4 separate regions of the Homo sapiens genome follow, and regions 2, 3 and 4 are each linked to region 1. The links are chromatin contacts, found by Hi-C or POLR2A ChIA-PET in ENCODE. All regions are on one chromosome and are shown on one strand. The core of a region is the stretch at or near the end of the contact, and the rest is flanking DNA. Distances in the headings are between cores, read along the strand shown.

Region 1 (6,443 bases), core at 2,094-4,593:
TCACTGACTGCCACATGCTAGGCCCTCCATAAATGTTTGTTGAGCTAAACTCAATTTTGACAATTAAGTAAACTATTCACTCTAATATCTACTGACTCAGTTCTCATATTCCTCTTTATGTTATGGGATGGGATATTTTCAGGGAATAACATCACTATTATTATAAAATTATTATAAAATATGGCAACCAATAAAAGTGGAAAGCCAATGTTAGCTGCTCATCAACTAGGACTCAAGGATGTAAACCATATCTCCTAATCATCTGATATTCTGTACCTGCACAATGCATGTCTGCTCCCAAAGCACTCTGCAACTGCATCTCTTACACTGTTAGGGAATCTACTGCCAAAGAGATAAGCTGCAACCACATGACAAAGAAGATAAACAACTTTCCTTTGTTTCTACATCTTTTTCCCACCAGGAAAGAGGAGTAAACACATTACTGACTACCTGTGCGTCAATGACGTATATCAATGCTCCTGTTCCCCTGAAGATCATCTCATAGTCAAAGGTTGGGTCAAAAAAGTCCATTTGCCCAGGAAAATCCCATATCTGGAAATTCACAAAGGAGCTATTGGAAATGTCATCCTTATAAATCTTGTTGGTACTTTCCAAAAAGAGGGTCTCGTTGGGTGACATCTTATGAAACACCACCTGTTAAAAGAAAACAGGCAATTTTATGACTATTAAACTTCAGAATTTAAATTTAAAATTCCACCCTGGTTTAACATTTAAACATTTGATCCCACAAAAAAAAATTTTTTTTGAAAAGTAGAAACTGAATGGTGAATCCATTGGTATTCACTATCCCTTTATTTTTGACAAAAGAAGACACCAAATTAATTTCCATTAAATCTATTTTGGAGCTAAATCTTTTCTCCTATGTTCTATGCACCATACTCAGTACTAATAGTAGCAATCTCTATCACCTCCATTAGTTTTTCTGGGGGAAAGCTAACATTAATTCTACCAAAATCTGCTTTAAGATTATAAAAGTCTTACAGCTAAAGCTTAAGAAGTCTGGTTTATTCAAAAATTACTTGAATGCCTACCTCAGGCTCTGAGGAGTAATTTAAAAAGTGAAACAGACTGGACTCTGCCCTCACTGACTTTGCAGTCTAAGAAGGGCAGTAACTATACCAAGTAGAAAGTGAAAACGTCCAGGGGGAGGCCACGGGGACTGACAGGGAAAAGATAGCTCTCATGAGAAAAGAAACGTAAAGGCAATTGTTAAGAGTCACAATAATCGGCCCGGGTGCGGTGGCTCACGCCTTCAATCCCAGCACTTTAGGCGGCCGAGGCGGGCGGATCACTTGAGGTCAGGAGTTCGAGACCAGCCTGACCAATATGGTGAAACCCCATCCCCACTAAAAATACCAAAATTAGTCGGGCGTGGTGGTGCACGCCTGTAGTCCCAGCTACTTGGGAAGCTGAGGCAGGAGAATCACTTGAACCCAGGAGGTGGAGGCTGCAGTGAGTGAAGATCACACCACTGCCCTCCAGCCTGGGCGATGAGCAAGACTCCATAACAAACAAACAAAAAAAAAAGGATCACAATAATCACAACCTACACAGTTCTAACATAAAACTACTTTGCCTCTTACTGTCTAGAAGAGAAAAGTGAACAATTACTCTCAAGGTTTTCTCAGTAACAAATGTGAATAACTGAAATTAGTTTACTAAAAACCTACAGTCAACGTACCCAAGTTTTGCTGTAGAGGTGAAAATCAAGGTAAATAAAACACAGTACTCCAGCAAACCTGGAAGAACGCTGCTTTTTAAAAAGATCCCATCTACAAAATATCACAGATTCAGAAAGAAAAAAAAATCACAGATTTATTTTGGATAGGCCTTTGCAACAGAGTGGAGAGGTGAAAAGACCAGGTGCCTGCTGATACTAGTTTTATTACCAGCTCACTCCGCGTATAATGGGTTTGGCTGATGGAGGAAGTCAACCTTGCCTCTATTTAACCCTCACTAAACAGTGTAGGCCAGCGTGGTGACTCACACCTGTAATCCCAGCACTTTGGGAGGCCAAGGCGGATGATCACTTGAGGTCAGCAGTTCGAGATGACCCTGGCCAACATGGTGAAACCCCGTCTCTACTAAAAATACAATAATTAGCCGGGCGTGGTGGCGCGCGCCTGTAATCCCAGCTATTCGGGAGGCTGAGGCGGGAGAATTACTTGAACCAGGGAGGTGGAGGTTGCAGTGAGCCGAGATTGCACCACTGCATTCTCCAGCCTGGGCGACAGAGCGAGAGACTCCGTCTCAAAAACATAAACAAACAAACGTGTACAGCCCTCCATTTGTTCATGAAGGCCCAAAAGTGAAAACAAACAGACTAGGTCTGCAAAATATTCTCAAAGTCTCAGATTTTTAAAAACACACCCCTACAGGGGGAACAGCACCAGTAATTACATTCACCAGGCCACAACTACTGAAATGGGTGCAATCTCACTACCCAATTCCCAGTAATGCTACAGCGAAGTCTCCTTCACATCAGTAGCGAGAATTACAACGCCCAGTGTCTTAGTCACAACTCTTCCTGACGCTGCTCCCTGGGGCTCTGCTGGGAATCCCGAAACACTCAGGTCACCTGAAGTGAGAACAAATCAAAACGGGCCAGGGGAGGGAGTCCACGAAGTTCTCCAAGTGAGAACTGGAGAGTACGTCTCAGTTTCGTAAATGACACAGGAGCTGGGTCCCAGGGGGCGGAGGTCTTGGGCGGTGCCACCGGGCACCTGCCTCCCGGCAACCAGTTTCGCCTTCAGCGCTCCACTTGGCTTCAGCTGACTTGGGCGTGGACACAGAGGTCGGGGTCCCCGCGCGGGCCGCGCCTGTGCGCTCGCAAGAGTGGAAGAGAAAGTGCGGAGGGACGGAGCGCAGGCGGGCCCCGGCCGCCGCCCTCCCGGGCGTCCCCGCTACCGGCCACCTGAGAACCGGGGAGGGGGCGGGGGACTGGGCGCAGCCCTGCTCACCTTCTGGATGGAGGACTTGCCGCTGCGCCGGAGTCCCATGAGCAGAATCCTCGGCTTGGAGCTGTCAGCGCCCCCCGGACCACAGCCACCGCCTGCCCCTGCCCCAACCCCTCCGCCCGCCGCCGCCGCCTCCTCTTCCTCCTCCTCCACGCCGTAGCCGAAGTCCTTTGGAAACGAATCGGCCGCGCCGTAACTGCCGGCGAGGGGCGTCTCCTCCGCCCCGTACTGCAGGGACATGGTGCTGGAGCCGCCGCCGCCCGCGCCCTGACAGGCCAGGCCAGGCCGAGCCAGGCCGCCGCCTCCCCAGTCCGCCTCCGCCGCCGCCGCCACCACCGCCACCGCCCCCGGCAGCCGCCACAGTCCGGCCCGCCCCCCGGAGCCCGGCTCTCATAGGCCCCGAGCCGAAGCCCAGCCGCTTATTGGCCGCCCGAGCTGCTACTCGAGAGCAGCAGGGTAGGTGGTGCCCCGTCACGTGCCGGAATCACCTGACTCAGAGCCGCGGAGGGGGGAGGAGGAGTCACGAGGAGGGCGGCCCGGCCGCGCCTCTAGCCCCGGCTCGGGCCCTCAGCCCTCCGCCCCGGCCCGCATACAACGCTGTCTGCACCGCTCCCCTGCCTTCTTCCGGGCTCCCAGAGCACCGCTATGGAGATGCTCTCCCGGCATTTGAGGAAGAATTGATTGTCCTCATCCTGCAACTGTACTTGCCCAACCGATATTTATTGATGCCTGCAGTGTCCTGGGTGCCTACCAAGGGGCACAGAACTGGATCCGACGCAGACCCTGCCTGCCTTCAGGTTGCTTGAAGATGAACAGAGAGATCGGACCTCTGCGTAAGTAACCTCGCTACGAAATATTATGTGGGAAGGTCACGGATAAATAATGCTCGGGAGTTGAATGAGAAAGCGTCTGAGCAGATCTAGGTGGATGGATAGATTGGGATGTGCAAAGGTATGGGGGAGCCAGCCACACTGAGGGCAAACCTCAACCAAGGCAGAGTCATGGGTCACCGTGATAGTTTGTTCTAGCAGGTAGCTGGACCCTGATGGGAAAGCAGATGCAGCCAAGCTAGAACATCTTATCTTCTTTCTTCAGTAAGTCGCCGATAGTGGATACTGCTGCCACTTCAAACCCAACGGGACTCAATTTGCCCTCCTTCCCGCCTTGTCAAAGTCTACTCTAGGAATTCCATCCCCCATAGAACACTGCCTCTTCTATGACCTCGTTCAGATTAGAGACCAAAGTATTGAATAATGAAAGCAAACAAAAGCAAATGCTTGTCACCAAATATGTCCGAGAAATCTAGAGGAATTTTTATTTTTGATAATCAGGCTCTAGAACTGGAAGTTTGAGAAGAGGATCCTCTTAAAGCACAGCCCTATACACTTTTTAAAGTACAGGAGTGGGGGTGCTCCCAGCCCTCCAAGGAGACTGACTTCTTGATTATGAAGGAAAAATTCGCACATGCGGGCAGGTCTGGGACTTTGGTTTTGTCTGAACCCAGAAGTTAGAGGTAGGATACACCCTTAGAGGTCATCTAGCCCAACCTCTCACCTAAAACGAACCAACTCTATAGTGTCTAATAGACATGCAGAATGCACTTAAATAGTTCGAAGGTAAAAGAGCTCACCATCTCGAAAGGCAGCCAACTCCACTGTGGTAAACCTTTGTTTAAAAATTGTTAAAGCCGGCCGCGCGGTGGCTCACGCTTGTAATCCCAGCACTTTGGGAGGCAGAGGCGGGCGGATCATGAGGTCAGGAGATCGAGACCATCCTGGCTAACATGGTGAAACCCCATCTCTACTTAAAAAAATACAAAAAATTAGCCGGGCGTGGTGGCGGGCGCCTGTAGTCCCAGCTACTCGGGAGGCTGAGGCAGGAGAATGGCTTGAACCCAGGAGGCGGAGCTTGCAGTGAGCCGAGATCGCGCCACCGCACTCCAGCCTTGGCGACAGAGCGAGACTCCGTCTCAAAAAAAAAAAAAAGTCTTAAAGCCAAACCACACTCCCTGAAGCCTATAATAGAATAAAATAGGAATAGTCTTCACCTTTTTCATGACAGCCCTTCAAATACCAGATTGCAGTATTCATTACCCACTAAGTCTTCTCTGTTCCTTGCTGAACATCCTCAGTTTCAACCATTCCTATCGTGCTGTTCAATACAACTGATATACATGATAGACATGTTCTTTATCTGCACTGTCAAACATGTAGCCGCTAGTCCTATGAGGAATAAGCACTTGAATTGTTGCTAGTGTAACTGAGGAATTTTTTTTTTTTTTTTTTTTTTTTTTTTTGAGATGGAGTCTCGCTCTGTCGCCAGGCTGGAGTGCAGTGGCGCGATCTCAGCTCACTGCAACCTCTACCTCCCGGGTTCAAGCGATTCTCCTGCCTCAGCCTCCTGAGTAGCTGGGACTACAGGTGCCCACCACCACACCCGGCTAATTTTTTTATTTTTAGTACAGACGGGGTTCCACCATGTTGGCCAGGATGGTTTCTATCTCTTGACCTCAAGATCCACCCTCCATGGCCTCCCAAAATGCTGAGATTACAGGTGTGAGCCACGGCACCCCACCAGGAACTTAAATTTTTAACTGCCACTTGCAGCTAGTGTGTACCAAATCGGAGAGCCCAGCCTTATATATTCAAATCCTCTATTGGTCACTCTTTATATGCATTCCAGCTTGTCAATATCCATCAAACATCTGACTCCTACAAAGCAATACTAAACAGTACAACTTTCAGAATGACCATTTAACACCTAGACAGTATTTCTATTCCTGCTTTCCAGAATGTAATTTTTTTTAAGCATCCATAGGGTGGGTCACATTGATAATCACTGTAACTAATACTTTGTCAGCAATCCTAGTGCCTAAATGTGTATAACTGCATTTTTTAACCTAAATGTAAGACTTGATACTTCAACTTTTTGGTTTAGGCCCAGCAGTTTGGGTATTCCACGTGGTTAATCATTTTAAAGCTTGTTTCAATATAGTCTTCCAACCAGACTTTCCAATTTGTGTCACTTACAGATTTGGCACTACCACCATCTGGTCTGTATGTAATCCTTTACAGTTTGCAAGGCACTTTTACATCCATTATATTTAATTTGATTCTTACAACCAACTTGTGAGATAGGCAAGATGTGAAGTCGATATTTTATAGACAAAGCAGCTGAAGCATAATAGGAGCTTAACTGGTGGGATCCATTTATCCATTTTCTCTTCCATGGAGCATCTTGTTGTATTCATCCAAATCCTTGACAGAAATGTTGAAGAGGACCTCTAGAGGCTAAGCTTATCCTGAATTCTTAAATAGCACTGACTGTTACAGTTTAAGCAAGTCAGTTTCACCTAAAAGTGTGATTATCCAACCCACATGTTGCCTTTCTGTTCAAAAAGGATGGTACCAAAGACAGTCACAGTCACCTGGCTTACTGACATAAATATTAATACTAATCAAATGA
Region 2 (6,443 bases), core at 3,944-6,443, 2.5 Mb before region 1:
AAGAGGTTCACCTCCCTGGTTAAATCTGGGCAGAGGAAAGGTGAAGGAAGGAAAGCTGCCCTTCTCCCAGGTGCTGATTCAGGCGAAAGCAAAGGGAAGCCTGGCCCAAGTCCAGACAGGGGTCTACAAGACCTTCCAACTGATCCTCTCCCGAGAGGGTGTGCCCAGGGTTTACTGAACGAAGCTGGCAGATTTCACTGGCCATTATCTTCTCCTTGAGCCATCCCTATCTCTGCACTATCATTCACTCTGTCACCCAAACCAAGGACCTCAAGGTTACCTGTCACCATTCCTCCTCCCTCTGGCATCACTTCCAAACACTCCCAGAGTCCAGTTGATTTCCCCCCAAACAGCTCATCTCTGCTCTTCTTCTCAACCCTATTGCCTCTGCCCTGATCCAAGCCCCTCTCAGCCCTTGCTGGGATTACTGCAACAGCCTCCTATGGGGACTCCAACCTCTCCCCAACCCACTCCATCCTCCAAAGCAGATGCAGGTCTAATGGTATGTTTCCTCCACTTAATGCAAGGCATCCATCACCAACAGAATACAAAATTCAAGCATCTGCGCCCTAGTGCCTGCCTACCTCTCAGGCACATCCTGCAGTCAGTCCCTTCACACTCTGGGCTAGAACTCCTGTGGTTCCTAAAGTGCCACACAAATTACCACATATCCGTGCTTGTGCCAGGCTGCTCCCCCTGCCTGGAGGGCTTCATAGACCCCCAGAAAACTCTATTCATTCTTCACGATCCAATTCAAGTTCTTTTTTTGAGACAGGGTCTCACTCTGTTGTCCAGGCTCGAGTGCAGTGGTGTGATTACAGCTTACTGGGAGTTGGGAACTCCCAGGTTCAAGTGATCCTCCCACTTCAGCCTTCCAAGTAGCTGGAACTACAGGTACATGCCACCACGCTTAACTAATTTTTTTCTTTTTTAATTTTTGTAGAGATGGGGTCCCACTATGTTGGCCAGGCTGGTCTTCAATTTCTGGGCTCAAGCGATCCTCCTGCCTCGGCCTCCCAAAGTGTTGGGATTACAGGTGTGAGCTGCTGTGCCCAGTCCCAGTTCAAGTTCTAAGGGCTCTCTGAAGTTCTCCCCAGTCTCCTCCTCATCCTAGAGCTCGATCACTTCTTCCACTGGGTTCCCCCACATGCTATAGACTTCTGTGAGAGACTTGCCAAACTGTGCACATGTTAACTGGTTAGGAGCCTGCCCCTAGATCACAACCTCCTCCATGGTAGGGCCTGCCTCTCCATCCTCCTCCTGCCCCCAGGACCCAGCAGAGCCCCAGCCACACATGGGAGCTCATGTATGTGGAATCAGGGCTCTGTATTTTGAGCTACCACACTCATCAGTGTGTGTGATGCCTCTTGATGCTGCTTATTCAGGTACCAGACTAGGGTTGCTAGCAGGGACACACAGAGAAGAAATTCTAAATACATTTACTCCCATGTATACTTTTTTTTTTTTGAGACAGGGTCTCACTGTGTCACCTAAACTGGAATGCAGTGGTGCAATCTCGGCTCACTGCACCCTTGATCTCCTGGGCTCAAGAGATCCTTCCACCTCAGCCTCCCTAGTAGCTGGGACTACAGGTGCGTATGACCATGCCCAGCTAATTTTTGTATTTTTTGTAGAGACGGGTTTCGCCATGTTGCCCAGACTGGTCTTGAACTCCTAGGCTCAAGCGATCTGCCCATCTCGGCCTCCCAAAGTGCAGGGATTACAGGCGTTAGCCACCGCGCCTGGCCAACCCATGTATACTTTAAAGTACTATTTTTTTCTCAGCAGTCCTACTTCTATTTTTAAAAATAGTTCTTTTAAAGAGCCAAACTGAATCATCTGCATGGCTCCCATACAGACTGGGTAAACTCCCCTTAGATTTTCTTTTCAGAAAGAATAAAATAAAACTCTGTGATCTTGTGATCCCTCAGGACACTTCTGACAGCTCAATGGGACATAGTTCTAGTTGCCATGAATTGCTGCAACTAATTCCTAAAAGTTCTTTCCTGTAGCCTGTAATAAGAGCTAACATTTACTACTCAGTGTCTGTTAAGTACTCATCCTGTAACATCTTACTTACTCCTCACAACTGCCCTATTACGAAGGTACTCTTATTGTCCCCATTTTACAGATGAGAAAGCTGTGGTGGAGAGAATAAGTAATCCCTAGTGACCAGCAGGGATAGAAGTAGAACACAGATCTGTCTGATGGCAGAGCCAAATAAGCTTTTTTTTTGAGACAGAGTTTCGCTCTTGTTGCCCAGGCTGGAGTGCAATGATGCAATTTTGGTTCACCGCAACCTCCGCCTCCCAGGTTCAAGAGATTCTCCTGTCTCAGCCTCCTGAGTAGCTGGGATTACAAGCATGCACCACCACGTCCGGCTAATTTTGTATTTTTAGTAGAGAAGGGGTTTCTCCATGTTAGACTGGTCTTGAACTCCTGACCTCAGGTGATCTGCCCACTTCGGCCTCCTAAAGTGCTGGGATTACAGGCGTGAGCCATCATACCCGGCCTCAAATAACCTCTTAACTATTACAATCTACTGCCTTCCCCAAAGGTCAGATTAAAAGCACAAGTTAGCAAACACAGCACCCTTTACAACTGGCCTTCTGAGAGGGCAGTCTTATCTCTCCAGCTGCTCAAGCAACCTACAATCCCAGGAAGAGAGGGGCACATGTGCCAGGCACTTCTGCGCCAGGCAGAGAAGCCCAGGCCAATGCAGGAGCTTGCCATCTGGCACTGGTTGCACATGGTGCTTCCTCAGCAAAGATCCATCGCCCCAGCACCAACTCTCCTCTCTCAGAAGCCTAGGTTTGTCTCCGAAGAGTTCTCCAGCCCTTCAGTCGCTCCTGTCCTCCTCCTTCCCTCCTCTACTGGGACTCCAGTGAAATCTTTCTAAAATATGTAACCAATCATGTCATTCCTCTGCTTCAGACCTTTTCACTTGCTCCCGGCTGCCCTGGGCATGATATCTCAAATTGCTAATATGGCATTCTTTCATGAACCTATACTGCTTCACTTGCACCATATCAACTTCCATACCACTAGATTGAACAATCTGAGATTTCTGGAATAAACTATGAGTTTATTTGTCTATCTCGCTCTCAAAGTATTCATTCTCACCTGGCTAAGCCTCCCCTCCTCTCCTTTTAGACTCAGCTCCAGCATCACTTCTGCCAAGCCTTTTCATGGCACACTCCCGTCCCCACCCCACCCCCAAGGCTGAGCTCACAGCTTTCTCCCTTTCTCCACTGGGCTCCCACAGTACTCTCTTGCTGCTGCTATTAGCTTCTTCTTCTTCTTTTTTTTTTTTTTTTGAGACAGAGTCTCACTCTGTTACTCAGGCTGGAGTGCACTGGCTTGATCTCGGCTCACTGCAACCTCTGCCTCATAGGTTCAAGCAATTCTCCTGCCTCAGCCTCCCGAGTAGCTGGGATTACAGGCCTGTGCCACCATGCCCAGCTAATTTTTCTATTTTCAGTAGAGATGGGGTTTCACCATGTTAGCCAGGCTGGTCTCGAACTCCTGACCTCAGGTGATCCGCCCGCCTCGGCTTCCCAAAGTGTTGGGATTACAGGCATGAGCCACGGCGCCCAGCCACTACTAGCTTCTTTAGACCACATTTCAACCATTTGTTTACAGGTCAATTTCCCTTAATTAGACTGTATGCTCCTTGAAATAAAAATAGATAACATTTATTGAATTCTTATTACGTGGCAAACATGGTTGTATGTTTTACATGTTAACTTTTTACTCTTCATAATATCTCTCTCTGTTATCATCCTTGTTTTATAGACGAAGACACTGAGGCACAGGGAGACTAAGCAATGTGCCCAGGTACACACAGCTGGAAAGTTGCTGAGCCAGAATTTGAACTCAGGAAGTCTGGCTCCAAAGCCTACTCTTAACCACTATGCTGTCTAGCACTTGCCTCTAGGCAAGGACTCTTGTTGTGGTCATGTGAGAAATGAATGAATGAATGAATGAGGACTGTCTAGATTAACCCAACCAACAACTTGCACAGCACGGCCATTAGGAAGCACTAAAGGAGCTCACAGGCACTGTTTACAAACAAGATTATTTTGGCCCTACAATTACACATTCTGCTCTTCCTTATCTCACGCAAAACTACTCAAAGAGGGAAAGGCGCCCAGCCCAGTATGCCTACCCTCTTCCCCACTGGTTCTCAAAACCAAAGCAAAGCCAACCGGTTTCCTCCAGTGACTTAAAACAGAGCAAAGTCTATCCTGCCACACAGAGGGCGGCTGTCATCTCTTCCTTCCGCTAACAAAAGGGCTTCAAACCTGGGGATTGGGGTGGGCAGAAAACTCGGCATCAGGAATCCGAATGTCCCTACCTAACTGGCTGGAAGGCGGGGCCAAGTGGCGTGGGAATGGGCGGGCCTGACCGGCTCGGCAGGTGAAACACTGACCACAGCAAGCTCTCCTTGGAAAAGGCCGGCCAAACGTGGCCTTGGCAAGCAGGTAGCTGTGACTCGTACCTGAACGCCGCCCGGGATATGAAAATTCCCCAGCAGCGGTAGCGCCCGTGCCAGAGTGAGGGCTCTTGGAGGAAGCCCTGGCTGGCCCTCCCTGGGGACTCGTTCTAACTATCAAGTCACCCTCGGGATTAGGAGGGAAACACGGAGAGGCAGAAGGTGTCTTTTTGGAAAGATCTGGCTGGATTCACACGCCGGTTGCTTCACTCACTGGCTGGGTGACTCTAGGCAAAGCTGGCAGTGCCCACTTCCCAGAGCTGCGGCGGGGACTGAAGCTCCCGCGGCCTCCCGGTACCCGGCGCGAGGCAGCCCTCGCCCCTGCCGCCGGGGAAGGGCAGAGCCCCAGCGGAGGAGGGGGCATTCGCCGGGGCCATTTCTGCTGCACTCAGATGGCTTCAGGCTGTCACTCCGATTCCACCGCCGCGGCCGCCGGGGCCCGCCCCGCCTACCCGCAACCCCCACCCGGCTCCCCGCTCCTGGACCCCTGCCCTCACCTTCGCCGGGTGGTCAGAGCTATTCGCCCATAGTCCGTAGCCCAGAGCCGGGGCTGCTCGGCTCTCCCTCCCGGGGGGCCGGGGCCGGGCTGGAGGCGTGCGAGCCTCTCACCGCCGCCTCCCAGCGCAGCCACCCGAGCCGCCGCCGCCGCCGCCGCCGCCTCCCTCCATGGCTGCGGCGCCGCCACCTGACAACGGAAGTGACGCACCGCCCCCCTCCTCCCCAGCCTTAGCCGCGGCCCCGCCCCCCCGGGCCCCGCCCTCCGCCTGCGTCTCCAGCCCCACGGCTTTCGGATTGGGGCGCCATCTTGACGATGGGCGGAAGACTTCAGGCAAGAGGCCAGAGTCCGATTGAGGATTGGTTCAGGGTGGGGTCTGGGCGAAACCTGTTACACGATTGGAGGCCGAGGCTCTAATGGGGCGGTACTTACTGCTGATCTATATCTGCGGCGAGGCTGGGACGGAGGCACCGCCCCGCCCGACCCCACAGAACCTCGCGGGCCCTACACTCCCCCTGCCGAGGTTGAAGTCCCCAGCGGTTGGAAGATCGGCCAATTGTAGTGTATTTATCAGAAAAGTGACTCATCCTTGATCCTCATTTCCCGGTTTGTGGAACTCTGTGAGGAAAGCCCTGCAGTTAGGCTCAATAAAAGACAGAAATTCCTGTCGCAGCGCTCATAATTCATTTCCCTCTAGGTCTGTCGCCTTTGTAGAAACCCCGAGGATGGCAACCTTCAACCTGGAGATCCCTGAAGCCTTGACCAGGGAGGTTTACAGTGAAGCGTTCCTATTAGCGACTACAGCTATCTAACCTCAGTTCCTCCTGCTGCAGTTTCGGTCCCTTTCTCCTCCTCCTCCAGCAACCACGCCCTCCATGAATCAGCTTCTTGCACCAGCAGATGAGCCCTTTAAAGGGATTGCATCAGGCAAGTGACTCACTGGGGCCCTCTAAGAGCCTGGCTTCCCTCCCTTGGCATGCAGAAGCAGCTAGAAGGGCTCAGTGGCAGCAGCACCAGCGGCCGTAGCCCCACTCCCTTGTCCCAGAGGTGTGAGTCAGGGTGTTTGCTGCTTATGATGTCTAACTCTTGGCTGTCTTTCCAGCTGTCCCCTGGGTCACTCTATATCCATGTGTGGGCACACGTGTCTAAGCTTGTGTGCACTGCTGGGTTTTCCTAGGGTGTGTGGCCACTTGTGTGTATGTGCATTTGTCATCTCCACATAGGCAGTGCCAGGACACAAGAGCTGATATGAGTGAAGTCTGGCTGCCTCTACCTGTGTCCTTTGTCTCTGAATGCCTGGTGCCCACTGAGCTGCTGATAGGGCTGACTAACAAGAGTAATCAGGACAGCTCCCACCGTTGTGCCACACTCTGCATGGAGCACTTGAGACAGTATTAGGTAGGAGGCTGTTTACAGCTGAGGAAGCCAGTGCTCAGAGAAGGAAATTAATGT
Region 3 (6,443 bases), core at 1,231-3,730, 2.4 Mb before region 1:
GGCTATAACTCCTAAAGGTAAAGCTGTCCTCTAGTATTCCAAGGGCCTTGTCCAGACCTCCTCTTGAAAGATACCTATTACTCATTGTGTTAAACATATTAAATACATTATTTCATTCAATCCTTACAACTTTGCTTTAACATATATGTATTATTACCATTTTATGGAGAAACAGGTTTATAGAGGTTACACCCAAAGGGCATGCAATTAGTTAAATGGTAAAGCTGGAATTGGGATCCAGGTCTGTAAGACTCTAGAGAGTATGTTCTTAATTGCTAATTTACACTATCTTCCAAGATGCAGACTACCTACCAGTCTGAGGACTCCAGCATGTCACCTCATTGGTGCCACTAGCCTGAATGAAATCAGATCACACAGGCACCAAGGAAAACAGAACCCTCTCAAAGGAAAAATGACAATGCTATATAAAACTGCCAATTTAGATAATCAGTTCAAAAAACATTTTGTGATCACTAATTTATTCTGGTCTAGGAATTATGGTAGGTGCTGGAGTACAAAGATGAATAAGACAATCAAGCGGGAGATAGACATATACACAGATCATTTCAGTATAGCATGGCCAGTGGTAAGGTACTGAGGAGCAGGCATGGGGTGCTATGGGAGCACAGGCTGCTATGAGAGCATGCACAGGCCCTTTCTGCATATGGGGAGGATTCCTGAAGGAGATGATTCTTAAGCCGAATAATGCAGGATTGAAGGGGAAGAATGTAGGGATGGGAATTACTAGCACAGAAATACGAACAAACATGGTTTAAGCGGAGATCTATGAGCAGTTTGGTATTATTGGGAAACAGGAGGCAGGCAGTGGTGGAAGAAGGGACTGCAGAGGAAGACAGAGATCAGATAAGGAAGGGCCCTGAAATGGCCTGTGCAAGGACTTGGTCTTAACCCAGATGGCAGTGGAAAGCTGACAAAGGGTTTTAGGCAGGGGCAAGTTTGGACAGATACACATTTTAGAAAGCTCATTGGCGGCAATGTGCAGAATGAATGGAGGGGGTATGTTATAGGGAGTTATTTTTAGCTCTTTATGCATGGACTTGCACTCAGTCACACACACACAATAGTTAATATCTGAATATGTATGCTTAGCATCTGAATATGTATGTTGAACATCAATTGAGCATACAAAGATTAATGGAGAGAATGTTTTAATTGGCGGCCATGTCAATTGCCTTTTCAACTTTTCCTCCTCCACTTTGAAATATAATATTTCCTTCATACTTAATCCTAGGAAATTTGGTATAAGCAAGTTGTTTGCCGAGAAGGGAGGAAAAGAGGAAAAGGAACAGAGTGGCAGAGTGTTCTGAGTCGTCATTTTTCTGGGGATTAGTGTGGTGTCCATGGGAGGCAGATTTTGCATTTTCGAAGCTCTCATATAATTATTTTCACAATTGTATTCCCCTCCAACACTTGTGAGGAGATTTATAACTTTCTTATTTTTTTCATATTTATCTATATTATTTTAGAACACCAAATTTCTAGAAATACTTCTGAGATGAGTAAGACCAATCTCCAGCTTATGTGGGAAGATACTACCATAAAGAAATTAAGAATCTGAACCTGGGCTGGACGCGGTGGCTCACGCCTATAATCCCAGCACTTTGGGAGGCCGAGGGGGGCAGATCGTTTGAGTCCAGGAATTGAAGACCAGCCTGGGAAACATGGTGAAACCCCATCTCTACTAAAAATACAAAAATTAGCTGGGTGTGGTGGTGCATGCCTGTAATCCCAGCTACTTGGGAGGCTGAGGCACGAGAATCGCTGGAACCCAGGAGGCAGAGGTTGCAGTGAGCCGAGATCGTGCCACACACTCCAGCCTGGGCGACAGAGCGAGACCCTGTCTCAAAAAAAAAAAAAAAAAAAAAAAAAAAAAAAAATCAGAACCTGTTCCTTGGGGGTAAAGAGGATGCTTGGACTAGCAAGGGGTATGATACTAGATGGTGGGCAGCTGGGACTCCTACATTTGGAAGGCACTGATTGACAAGAGAGACTGGGAAATCACCTCTCCCATTTGAAGAGATGGGGAAATTAGGGAGGTCAGGCACCCTAGTGTCCACTGGGAGTATTAAGTTCCTCTGCTGTGAAAAAAGCTTTTGGGGGGATTTGACTCCCGAGGGGCTCCAAATGGATGTGGCTTGTAAGAAAGGTCCCTGGTTATAAGAGTGAAGTGTGTAGGGGTGCGGGTCTGGCTGTGGGTGTTAGGGCGATGATGAGAGGGCCGGGCTGCTGGCTGCGGGTCTGGCTGAGCGGGCCGGGGGCCTCTCACCTTTGCGGGCCTTGTCTCCCGGGATGTTCTGGGCCCGCAGCCGTTGGTCGAGGATGTAAAGCATCTCCCCGCCCAAGTTCAAGAAGAGCAGCGGTAGCGTCCGCACCGACATGGTGCTGGAAACGAGCTGGACTGGTGAAGAGCCCCGGGGTTCGGTAGCCAGTGGCCTGAAGGCCAGGCCGCAGCGTCCCAATAGTCCGGTTGCTGGGGCAACGCCGTGACGGGAAGAGCGAGCCAATCAGAAGGCGGTTTGGTGGGAGGTGCCCTGAAGACGGGAGCTAATTGGTCTGGGTGGTGGACCGTCCCGGGGGGATTGGTCCGAGCCAGAGGCCGGCGCGGCGTTGGGCGCGGCTGGGGAGCTGTGCTTCTGAGAGTAGGTTTCCCTCGAAAGGGCGAGGGCCGGGCCAGGGCTGGGGGTGGTCTCGACACAGCCAGCCCGGCGCTTGGGACCCCGGCCGCTGGCGCGGGGCCTCAGGTTCCTATAACAGAGGAAAGCCCAGGCAGAACGGCATTAGAGCAGGCTCGGGTCAGACGGACCTGGGTTGGAATCACGGCTCGTGATTTCTTGCTGTGTGACTTCGGGCAGGGTTTGAGCCTTGGCTTCCTCTTACGTAACATGGAGCTGGCACTCACATCACAGGGCGGCTGAGAGGAATCAGTCAGATCATGGAAAGGCCCCGAAAGCACTCAATAAAAATGGTAACTGACTTTTCTTTTAGACGAGGGAAGGATCAGAAGTCCTGAGTCGTTTGCATCGCCTCCCAAAAGTTTACTTGAAGTGAAGCCCCTCCTGGTTTCATACTCCATGAAGCAAACCAGTCCCGTCCGTCCCCGTGTGTCCAGTTCCCAGAGGATGCGCCTGGGGGCTCTGGGAAGTTCCCTCCTCGACGCTGTTCCGAAGGCCTCCCAACCATTTCTTTTTTCTTTTTTTTTTTTTTTTGAGACGGATTTTGCCCTTGTCGCTCAGGCTGGAGTGCAGTGGCGCCATCTCGGCTCATTGCAACTTCCGCCTTCAGGGTTCAAGCGATTCTCCTGCCTCAGCCTCCCGAGTAGCTGGGATTACAGGCGCCCGCCACCATGCCCGGCTAATTTTTGTATTTTTAGTAGAGACGGGGTTTCACCATGTTGGCCAGGCTGGTCTGGAACTCCTGACCTCAGGTGATCTGCCCGCCTGGGCCTCCCAAAGTGCTGAGATTACAGGCGTGAGCTATCACGCCCGGCCCCAACCATTTCTCTTTGAGGGCAGCGACTCCCTTCCTTACCTCCATCTTAAGCTCCAGGATTACTTTTTGCCATCTGCTGTATATTTTTACTCTGATGAACAACCATTTCTGTAAATTTCAGTACTTCCAAAACCTACTAATTATCTTTCCCTCCAGCTACTCAAACTTGAAACTTGGGCCTTGGCTTCCAAATCTGTTTCCCAGGGTCTTTTATCAGTCATCATATTATGCTTTTTCCTCCAACACCTTTCTTACATTCATCCCTTCATTTGTTTTTCTGTCTGCATTGCTATGTTCCTCTGTATCACTGTTCTTTTCTCTCTTCTACCTTGCACTGGCTGCTAAGCTAAATGTCAGAAGACATCACTTTTTTTTTTTTGAGATGGAGTTTCACTCTTGTCGCGCAGGCTGGTGTGCAATGGCACGATCTCGGCTTACTGCAACCTCCGCCTCCTGGTTTCAAGCGATTCTTCTGCCTCAGCCTCCTGAGTAAGCTGGGATTACAGGCATGGACCAGGGCACCATGCCCGGCTAATTTTGTATTTTTAGTAGAGATGGGGTTTCACCATGTTGGCCAGGCTGGTCTCGAACTCCTGACCTCAGGTGATCTGCCCGCCTCGGCCTCCCAAAGTGTTGGGATTACAGGCATGAGCCACTGCGCCCGGCCAGCATCACTGTCAACATGACACATCCCTTCAGTGGTTTCCTACTCTTTGCCAGATCACAGTCTAGATGCCTTGGCATGGCATTCCAGGCTCTCCACAGGCTCCAGCTACCTTTTTTTTTTTTTTTTTTTTAAAGAGATAGGGGTCTTACTTTGTTGCCCAAGGTTGGAATGCAGTGGCACCCTGGTGGCTCACTGCAGCCTAGAACTCCTAGCCTCAAGTGATTCTTCCACCTCAGACTCCTTAGTTGTTGGGATTTCAGGTGAGAGCCACCATACCCGGCCAACTACCTTTTTAAAGCCATCTCCTGCACCTGGCCACCTCCTCTCCCCCAGTCCAGTTGAACTTGTCAGCAGGCTGCCTCTTCCTCATTACCACACCACTGAAAAGTCTTGTCCTGCCATAACTGAGCCCAAGTCCTTCCCATATTAACATTCTCCTTCCATCCCTGCTAGTCTGTTTTCCTTCCTTTCCTTCCCAGTGAAGTGTTTTGAACGAGTTGACAACACTCACAACTGGAACCTCCTTAACATCCTCACTCCCCACCTCATTGCAACTGGTATTATGCTCCCTGAACCCCACTGAAACTGCTTCACCATGAATACTTTTTGGTCCTTCCCTTAACTGATATCTCAGCATCAGGACTATACAGTATCCCATGGCTGGCAGCCCAAGGCTTTGTTTAATTTGGTTATTTTGCCTGCTCTGTGCTCTGTTTTAAAAGGGAATACAGGCCAGGCGCAGTGGCTCACACCTGTAATCCCTGCACTTTGGGAGGCCAAGGCCAGCAGATCACTTGAGGTCAGGAGTTCAAGACAGGAGTTCAACACCAGCCTGGCCAACATGGTGAAACCCCATCTCTACTTCGCTGGGTGTGGTGGCACACACCTGTAATCCCAGCTACTGTGGACGCTGAGGCAGGAGAATCGCTTGAACCTGGGACGGGGAGGTTGCAGTGAGCCAAGATCACACCACTGCACTCTAGCCTGGGGGACAGAGCAAAAACTCTGTCTCAAAAAAATTAAAATAAATAAATAAGAGGGAATACAACTAGGATAGGAATGTAATAAACACCTTAGCATCATTACTTCATGTTAGGCCTTCATGCATTTTTGTTACCTGCCTTGCTCCCAAAAGCATTTGAGTTTGCTGTAGTGTACTCTTCCCTTAGCTTCTCAGACCTTTTTCTTGGTCCCTAAGCAGTGTGGTATAGTGAACAGGACATAGGCTCTGGAGTCAAGACAGAGCCAGCTTTGAATCCTAGACCTTTCTCTTCCCAGCTATATGAATTTGGACAAGTTACCTAACCTCTCTGAGTCTCAGTTCTCTCATGACTCTCTCATCTCTCATGGCTAAAATGAGGATAATTAGCCAATGTGCAGAGTAAAGGTGGCTGTGAATATTAGATAATGTGCCTAAGGAAGCAGTTAAAACAATGCCTTTTGACCGGATGCAGTTGCTCGCGCCTGTAATCCCAGCACTCTGGGAAACCAAGGCATTTGGGAGGGCAAGGATTGCTTGAGGCCAAGAGTTTGAGTAACCTGGGCAACATAGTGAGACCCTCTCTACAAAAAATAAAAAAATTAGCTAAGCGCAGTGGCTTACACTTATAGTCCTAGCTACTTAGGAGGCAGAGGCAAGAGGATTGCTTGAGCCCAAGAATTTGAAGTTAGTGAATTATGATCAGGCTACTGCACTCCAGTTGGGGCAACAGAGCAAGATCCTGTCTCTAAAAAAACAACCAGCCAAACCAACCAACCAACCAACGAAAAACACACAAATGCCTTTGCAGTAGGGCCTGATCCATTAAAATGTGTTCCTTTTTCTTTCCTTCCCCTTGGCTAGCCCCCTTAACTGTTAGTACCTGGCCCTCTGACACACTACCTCTAAGTAGCCGTGGCCACTTGGAAGTCCTGGCCCATTAAAGGCCTTCCCTACAATTCCTGGAAGTGATATCTGAATAGTGGATCTTCAGTTCTGAGCCTCTCATTTCTGCTTCTGCAGACACCCAGGCTCTGTTCTACCCCTACTTCACCTTCTCCTCCAGCTCAGCTGCTCCTTCTGACTTAGGCTAAGCTCTCAGGGATCATCCTTCCCATCCAGACATGGTCCTTTTTTCTTATACACTCCATCCCTGGGCAGTTTCACTTATGCCCATGGGCTCAATCACCCAACAACTCGCAAACCTCTCTAGTCCAGACCTCTCTACTGAGTCCTAGATCTAAACTTCCAACTGCTCTTTGGATAGCACTTTAGCACACCTTTCTC
Region 4 (6,443 bases), core at 1,925-4,424, 2.0 Mb after region 1:
TTCCTCTGGGTGCGACAGCCTGGCTCTTGCTGGGCTGGAAGCCAAGCCTGGGAAGGAATTTCCCAGTCCTGTCTGAATTCTGTTTTCTCTTTTTATTTTATTTTTTTAGAGACAGAGTCTCCCTCTGTCACCCAGGCTGGAGTGCAGTGATGCGGTCATAGCTCACTATAACCTCAAACTTTTGGGCTCAAGTGACTCTCACCCCTTAGTCTCAAGAGTGGCTGGGACTACAGGAGAGTGCCCCCATGCCCTGCTAATTATTATTTTTATTTTTATATTTTTTGTAGTGACGAGGGTCTCACTTTGTTGCCCAGGCTAGACTCAAACTCCTGGCCTCAAGTGATCCCTCCACCATAGCTTCCCAAAACCCTGGGATTAGAGACAAACCTGAGCCACTGTGCCTGGCCTGAATTCTGTTTTCTTTGTGGAGGGAGGGAGAATAGTGTGAGAAGATGAATCCTGTTCCTCACCTCCCCAGCAACTAGCCTTAAGGTAGAAGAGGAGAATTGGGGTAGTCTTTATTTGGGAGGAGGAAGCAGCACTTTCTCATAAGGCATCAGGGTTTGGTGCTTCTCTGCTAGGAAAAGAATAATACTCTCACACCCCCAAAGCTAATAGGTGCCCAGGGAAGTCTTGGCTTAGTTGGGTGACCGTGCTGAGAAATAGAAATATAAATGTGGGCCAGACGCAGTGGCTCACGCTTGTAATCCTAGCACTTTCCGATGCCGAGGCAGGCGGATCTTAAGCCCAGGAGTTCGAGACCAGCCTGGACAATATAGCGAAACCCTATCTCTAGTAAAAAACCAAAACAAAACAAAAAAACAAAAATTAGCTGGGTGTGGTGGTACATGCCTGTAATCCCAGCTACTCAGGTCACTGAGGGATGAGAATCATTTGAACCTGGGAGGCGGAGGTTGCAGTGAGTCGAAAGTATACCATTGCACTCCAGCCTAGGCTGTGTCTCAGAAAGAAAGAAAGAAAGAGAGAGAGAGAGAGAGAAGGAAGGAAGGAAGAAAGAAAGAAAGAAAGAAAGGAAAGAAGGAAGGAAGGAAGGAAGGAAGAAAGAAAGAAAAAGAAAGAAAGAAAAAAGAAAAGAAGGAGGGAAAGGGAGGGAGGGAAGGAAGGAAGGAAGGAGAAAAAAATATAAATGTGAGTCATATATTAAATTGGGAATGTTCTAGTAGCCACACTTAAGAAAGTAAAGAGAAACAAGTGAAATAATTTTAATAAATTTTATTTAACCCAGTATGTCCAAAATAATATCATTGAAACCTGTAATTAATATAAAAATGATTAATGAGGGATTTCACAGTTTTTGTACTAGATCTTTGAAATTCAACGTGTATTTTTTACTTACATCACAATTTTTTTTTTTGAGATGGAGTTTCGCTCTTGTTGCCCTGGCTGGAGTGCAGTGGTGTGATCTTGGCTCACTACAACCTCCGCCTCCTGAGTTCAAGTGATTCTGCTGCCTCAGCCTCCCAAGTAGTGGGATTACCATGCCTGGCTAATTTTGTGTTTTTTAGTAGAGACGGGGTTTCACCGTGTTGGCCAGACTGGTCTCGAACTCCTGACCTCAGGTAATCTGTCCGCCTTGGCCTCCCAAAGTTCTGGAATTACAGGCATGTGTCACCGCACCCGGCCTTATACCACAGTTTTGATTAGCCACATACCAACGGCTCAGTAGCCACATGTGGCTCATGGCTATCATATTGGACAGAACCATTTCAGATCACAGATTCTGGAAATGAAGATCCAGAAATCTCAGCATTTCTGCATCCTAAGATTGCTTCTGGAAGGACTTTAAGGTCATCTGGTCAAGCCCCTCACACACAAGGAAATGACTTCTCGAGGAGACCCACTGCTCCTAGCAAAGTTGATGTCCTCACATGTGCATCCCAGTCTGGGAAACTCCCCCATTCCAGCAGCCTCCTGCCAATGGAGATGGGCTGCTCACAGCCAGCCTCAGGGCATAAAACAGGGGCAAGAGGTGAGGCAGGAAGACACTGGAAGGACGTAGAATGGACCCTACCCTGGCAGACTTCCTCTCCTCTGTCACCTTCTCCCTTTCTGGAGGGAATGTCACCGCCTGGGCACAGAGCGGGCAGGAATTCTTTTGTTAACTTCCCAAACTGGAACATAGACTCAGGCCCACCCCTTCCCTTCTGATTCTCCTTTCTCCATATTCATGGCTGCCAACAATGAGCTAGACCCTGCAAGCTACAAAGATAAGAGGCAGAGGCCCTGGGAAGGAGAAACTTTGCTCAGACTTCATGGGGGAAGGAACAGTTAATTCTGCCCGGGGACCCAGGGCAGGCCTCCCTGCTGGAGGAGGTGTCTGAACAAAAGGAGCAGTGGGGTGGGGAGGCTGGGGGTGGGGTGGGGGATGTTAGTGATGATGAGGGACAGCAGCTGAAGGGAAAGGGCATCCAGGAAGAGGGTGACAGTCCAAGAAAGGGGCAGTATGAGGGAGCTGGTCTCCTATTTTCTCAGGGGCCATGGCCACTGCTGCTCTTTCTCCTCCCAGAAGTTGCCTTGACTTCCCCTATAAGAAAGGGAAAGGAGATTCCTTTTTTTTTTTTTTTTTTTTAAAGAGACAAGGTGTCCCTTTGTTGTGCAGGCTGGTGTCAAACTCCTGGCTTCAAGAGATTCTCCTGCCTCTTCCTCCCAAATTGCTGGGACTACAGGCTTGAGCCACTGTACCTGGCCAGAGAGTCCGTTTAAGAAGAAAATCTGTCTGCTTCACCTGAGTTCCTAAAAAGACCAGCACATGGTGGATAGCCAATGAAGGCTTGTTAGTGAATAGAGGAGAGGGCAGAGAGCAGATGAAGGGTCTATTAGGCTGAGACTAGGCCAGCTGGGGCACAGAGTGCATGATAGGTGGAGGGGCAAGAAGGGGACTGGTGTGTTCTGAGCATCTGGTTTGTCTCCACATCTTCAGAATCTTATTCACTCCCCCAATAGTGAGAGGTAGGTGGTATTGCTCCCATTCTACAGAGGAGGAAAATGAGGTTCAGTGACCATCTGGGATTACGGCTCGTTCTGTCTGATTTCAAAAGCCCATCTTTCTAGGTGCTTTCTGGCATGTCCTCACCTGGTTATTGCCAAGAACTCAGCAGTGACCAAGTTCTTGGTAGGCACCCACGCCTTTGAATTCCTGGTGAAGTGGAGGGTTCCTGGAAAGGCCTTCGGAAACAGAAGGCCACTACCAGGCTTGGTGATCACCCAGCCACATTCCTCTCCACCCCCAGGTAAGGACAGGAGGCAGTTCTGAGAGGTAAAGCGGCTTGCTCACATGGGGAGTGGGTGGCTGGAGGTGGGATTGACCACCCTGCCCCTGGGCACTGACTCATGGCAGCTGCTGTGGGAAAGCCACTTCCAGCCTTGGCTTTCCCAGCCAGGCAATGGCCAGGATTGCTTTGCCGAATCTGCCTGGGCCTGGAGCCAGGGAACTGGGAAAAAGCTGAGCACAGCATATTGCCAGGGTACCTCACCCTCTCCCTGCTCCCAGTGACAACAGCTTGCATGGGGCATACCTCCCCGTGTGCAGGAGCCTTTCCAGTTTCCAGAGGGATCAGGCCAGGCCCGGGCCCTGATGCTCCTCAAATCCCCAGTACCCAGCACAGGCAGGGTGACCCACCATCCTGGTGTGCTGAGGACTGTCTTAGTTTCAGCATGTCCTGCATCTTGGGAACTCCTCAGTCCTGGGCAAACCTGGATGGTTGGTCTCCCTAGCCCTGCACCAAATTCATAGTTGGCACTGAAGAAATGTTCTAAGTAGGCCAGGTGTGGTGGCTCATGCCTGTAATCCCGGGACTTTGGGAGGCCGAGGTAGGAGGATTGCTTGAGCCCAGGAGTTTGAGATCAGCCTGGGCAACATAGGGAGACCCCATCTCTACAAAAAATAAAAAGATTAGCCAGGTACGATAGTGCGTGGCTACAGTTCCAGCTATTCAGGAGACTGAGCCAGGAGGATCACTTGAACCCGGGAGGTCGAGGCTGTAGAAAGCTGTGATTGCACCACTGCACTCCAGCCTGGGCAACAGACTGACTCTGCCTTAAAAAAAAAAAAAAAAAAGAGAAAGAAAAGAAAAAAAAAAAAAGAAAGGAAAAGAAATGTTCCCAGTAAATGAAGGAAATTAGCAAACTAAAGAACAACAAATGGGCAACAGTGCTGTGAGGGAAACAGAACAAGGACTGCTGAGCTCATTTTGTAGCTGAGGAACTGAGGCCTGAAGAGTTTAAAAGTTCAGGCTCCCCATCTCTATCTTATGCCTTTCCTCCGCACCAGATCTCGAAACTGTTCCCTGATAATTTTGAGCTGGTCCCTGGGGTGAGAAGCAGCTGGGCCAAAGAGAAGGCATTCAGTGGCTCTGTGCCTAAGCTTAGGCAGAAAGGACACTGAGAGATGGGGAGGAGGGGGGGCTGCTCTACTTTTTTTTTTTTTTTGAGACGGAGTCTCGCTTTGTCGCCCAGGCTGGAGTGCAGTGGCACGATCTCGGCTCACTGCAACCTCTGCCTCCCAGGTTCACGCCATTCTCCCACCTCAGTCTCCTGAGTAGCTGGGACTACAGGCGCCCACCACCACACCCAGCTAATTTTTTTGTATTTTTAGTAGAGACGGGGTTTCACCATGTTAACTAGGATGGTCTAGATCTCCTGACCTCGTGATCTGCCCGTCTCGGCCTCCCAAAGTGCTGGGATTACAGGCGTGAGCCACAGCGCCCAGCTGGGGGGCTGCTCTATTTCAACTGCATAGCGAAGAGCCTGGGTGGCCCTGCCTGGCTTGGTGGGTGCAAACCTGACTTCAGCCACTGCTAACTGTGTGGCCTTGAGCAAGTGACATATTCTCTCAGCTTTAGTTTCCTCATCTGTAAAATGGGAATACCATAATGATGCCCAGCTCCTGAGGTTTTTGCAAGTATTAAATGAGATAATGCATAGAAAGTAATTAGCACAGTGCCTGGCACAGCATAAATACTCCAGAAATATCGGCTGTTTTTCTTATATATATATATATATATTTCTTTCCTATTAATGTATTTTTAATTTTATTTATTTGTTATTATTATTTTGAGACAGGGTCCCACTCTGTCACCCAGGCTGGAGTGCAGTGGTGCAATCTTGGCTTACTGCAGCCTCAGCCTCCTGGGCTCAAGCAATCTTCCTGCCTCAGCCTCCCAAAGTGCTGGGATTACAGGCATGAGCCACTGTGCTTGGCCTTTTTAATTTTTTTATGGTCAATTGCAATAGTGTTCTTTTTCTTTTTTATGTTTTTTCTTTTTTATAGTAATTATTTTTATTATTTGGTGCAACAGGCATTAACTGCATACTCACTTCGTGGTGTAGTGGGAGCTGCTTCAGAGGACAAAAGTCTGACACTCCTGTTATTTGGCAAATCCCATGGCTTCTCTGCGACTCAGTCTCCATGTCTGTAATATGGGGTTTTACCTAATTCAGGGCTGCTGTGAGAAGTGTGAGCTAGTGTGTATTTGGAGAGAACAAGTACTTAATAAATGAGCCATCTCTTTCCTCCCCATGCCCGTCTTAAACTTTAGAATGATCCTGTAAAGTTCATATTATTATTATTTTTATTTATTTATGTATGTATGTGTGTATTTATTTTTTGAGACAGAGTCTTGCACTGTTGCCTGGGCTGGAGTGCAATGGCACTATCCCAGCTCACTGCAACCTCTGCCTCCTGGGTTCAAGCGATTCTCCTGCCTCAGCCTCCTGAGTAGCTGGGATTACAGGCGCCTGCCACCACACCCAGCTAAATTTTTGTATTTTTAGTAGAGACGGGGTTTCACTATGTTGGCCAGGCTGGTCTCGAACTCCTGACCTGGTGATCCACCCGCCTAGGCCTCCCAAAGTGCTGGGATTACAGGCAAGAGCCACCGCGACTGGCCTACATAGTATTATTATTCCCAACTTACAGAAAAGGAAACAGTCATTAGAGGATACTTAGAAAACGTCTGTGTCGTGAATAAATGAACGAGTGACTGAGTGAGTGGATGCGTGGACGAACGAATGGATGAATGAATGAGCGGATGTGCGTGGACTCTGCGGGCGGGGCGCCCGTAGTCTCCCTCCTTCGCACCCCGGGCGCCTGGGAACCTCCTCGCGCGTTTGGCCACTCGCTGCTCCTGGCAGTAGGGGCTTCGGGCCCCGCCGCTGTCCCCACCCAGGTATGGGGATGCGGAGTTGATGGGTGCGGGGCGCTGGGAGGGGGCAGATGAAAGGGGCAGTCGAAAGGGGGCCATGCGCGCCGAGCGCAGCCGGGTCATTAGCCGCGGGTGTGAGCGGCGGGGCAGGCTTATCGCCCATCCAGGCCTGGCGGGCGGGCGAGTCCCCGACGCGGCTGCCGCCGCCGCCCGCGGCAGAGGGCACGGCGGTTCCCACGCTCGGGCCCTGGTTCGGGGGCGTTCTCGGGACGGCGTGGC

The links. Hi-C counts contacts between places; a loop is a spot of excess contacts on that map. ChIA-PET counts read pairs that join two places held with the same protein, here RNA polymerase II (POLR2A). Pooled maps may share reads with other maps.
Region 2: a pooled map shows a loop between it and region 1 (10-fold over the local background). The contact joins the promoter of STK40 here to the promoter of RRAGC in region 1. A Hi-C loop is called at or near these places in 1 of 168 maps with a recorded cell type or tissue (breast epithelium) and 5 of 50 pooled maps. POLR2A ChIA-PET finds 5 or more read pairs at or near these places in 1 of 52 experiments (activated B cell).
Region 3: a loop to region 1 is called in a pooled map, with 6 times the contacts of the local background. The contact joins the promoter of OSCP1 here to the promoter of RRAGC in region 1. A Hi-C loop is called at or near these places in 1 of 168 maps with a recorded cell type or tissue (naive thymus-derived CD4-positive, alpha-beta T cell) and 7 of 50 pooled maps. POLR2A ChIA-PET finds 5 or more read pairs at or near these places in 1 of 52 experiments (T-cell).
Region 4: a map of sciatic nerve shows a loop between it and region 1 (30-fold over the local background). The contact joins the enhancer-like site here to the promoter of RRAGC in region 1. A Hi-C loop is called at or near these places in 1 of 168 maps with a recorded cell type or tissue (sciatic nerve). POLR2A ChIA-PET finds 5 or more read pairs at or near these places in 1 of 52 experiments (activated CD4-positive, alpha-beta T cell).

The regions. Positions count from the first base shown.
Region 1 is chr1:38,856,429-38,862,871 of GRCh38, forward strand. It overlaps RRAGC (Ras related GTP binding C), which reads right to left and starts at 3,344. Exons shown (of 7, transcript NM_022157.4): 1 at 2,982-3,344; 2 at 451-654. The coding sequence starts at 3,218. RRAGC-DT (RRAGC divergent transcript) reads left to right here and starts at 3,465. Exons shown (of 2, transcript NR_186075.1): 1 at 3,465-3,811. It overlaps MYCBP (MYC binding protein), which reads right to left. Exons shown (of 5, transcript NM_012333.5): 5 at 6,065-6,443. GJA9-MYCBP (GJA9-MYCBP readthrough) reads right to left here. Exons shown (of 3, transcript NR_037637.1): 3 at 6,062-6,443. RefSeq lists a silencer at 2,874-3,633 and an enhancer at 3,269-3,563.
Region 2 is chr1:36,380,731-36,387,173 of GRCh38, forward strand. STK40 (serine/threonine kinase 40) reads right to left here and starts at 5,194. Exons shown (of 11, transcript NM_001282547.2): 1 at 4,993-5,194. LOC124904012 (a long non-coding RNA gene) reads left to right here and starts at 5,461. Exons shown (of 2, transcript XR_007065779.1): 1 at 5,461-5,597; 2 at 5,689-6,443. RefSeq lists silencers at 4,352-4,401, 4,702-4,771, 4,922-5,301 and enhancers at 5,508-6,443, 5,532-5,641, 5,672-6,041.
Region 3 is chr1:36,447,971-36,454,413 of GRCh38, forward strand. It overlaps OSCP1 (organic solute carrier partner 1), which reads right to left and starts at 2,481. Exons shown (of 10, transcript NM_145047.5): 1 at 2,288-2,481. The coding sequence starts at 2,399. It overlaps LOC107984940 (a long non-coding RNA gene), which reads left to right. Exons shown (of 3, transcript XR_001737976.2): 3 at 1,488-1,595. RefSeq lists a silencer at 2,607-2,876.
Region 4 is chr1:40,878,022-40,884,464 of GRCh38, forward strand. No RefSeq gene overlaps it. Among named protein-coding and RNA genes, the nearest start is that of CITED4, 19 kb to the left of the region's middle. RefSeq lists enhancers at 3,386-3,885, 5,798-6,299. Within about 2 kb of position 3,175, at least 2 of the 41 ENCODE cell types and tissues checked have a DNase peak (open chromatin) inside an H3K27ac peak, as active enhancers do.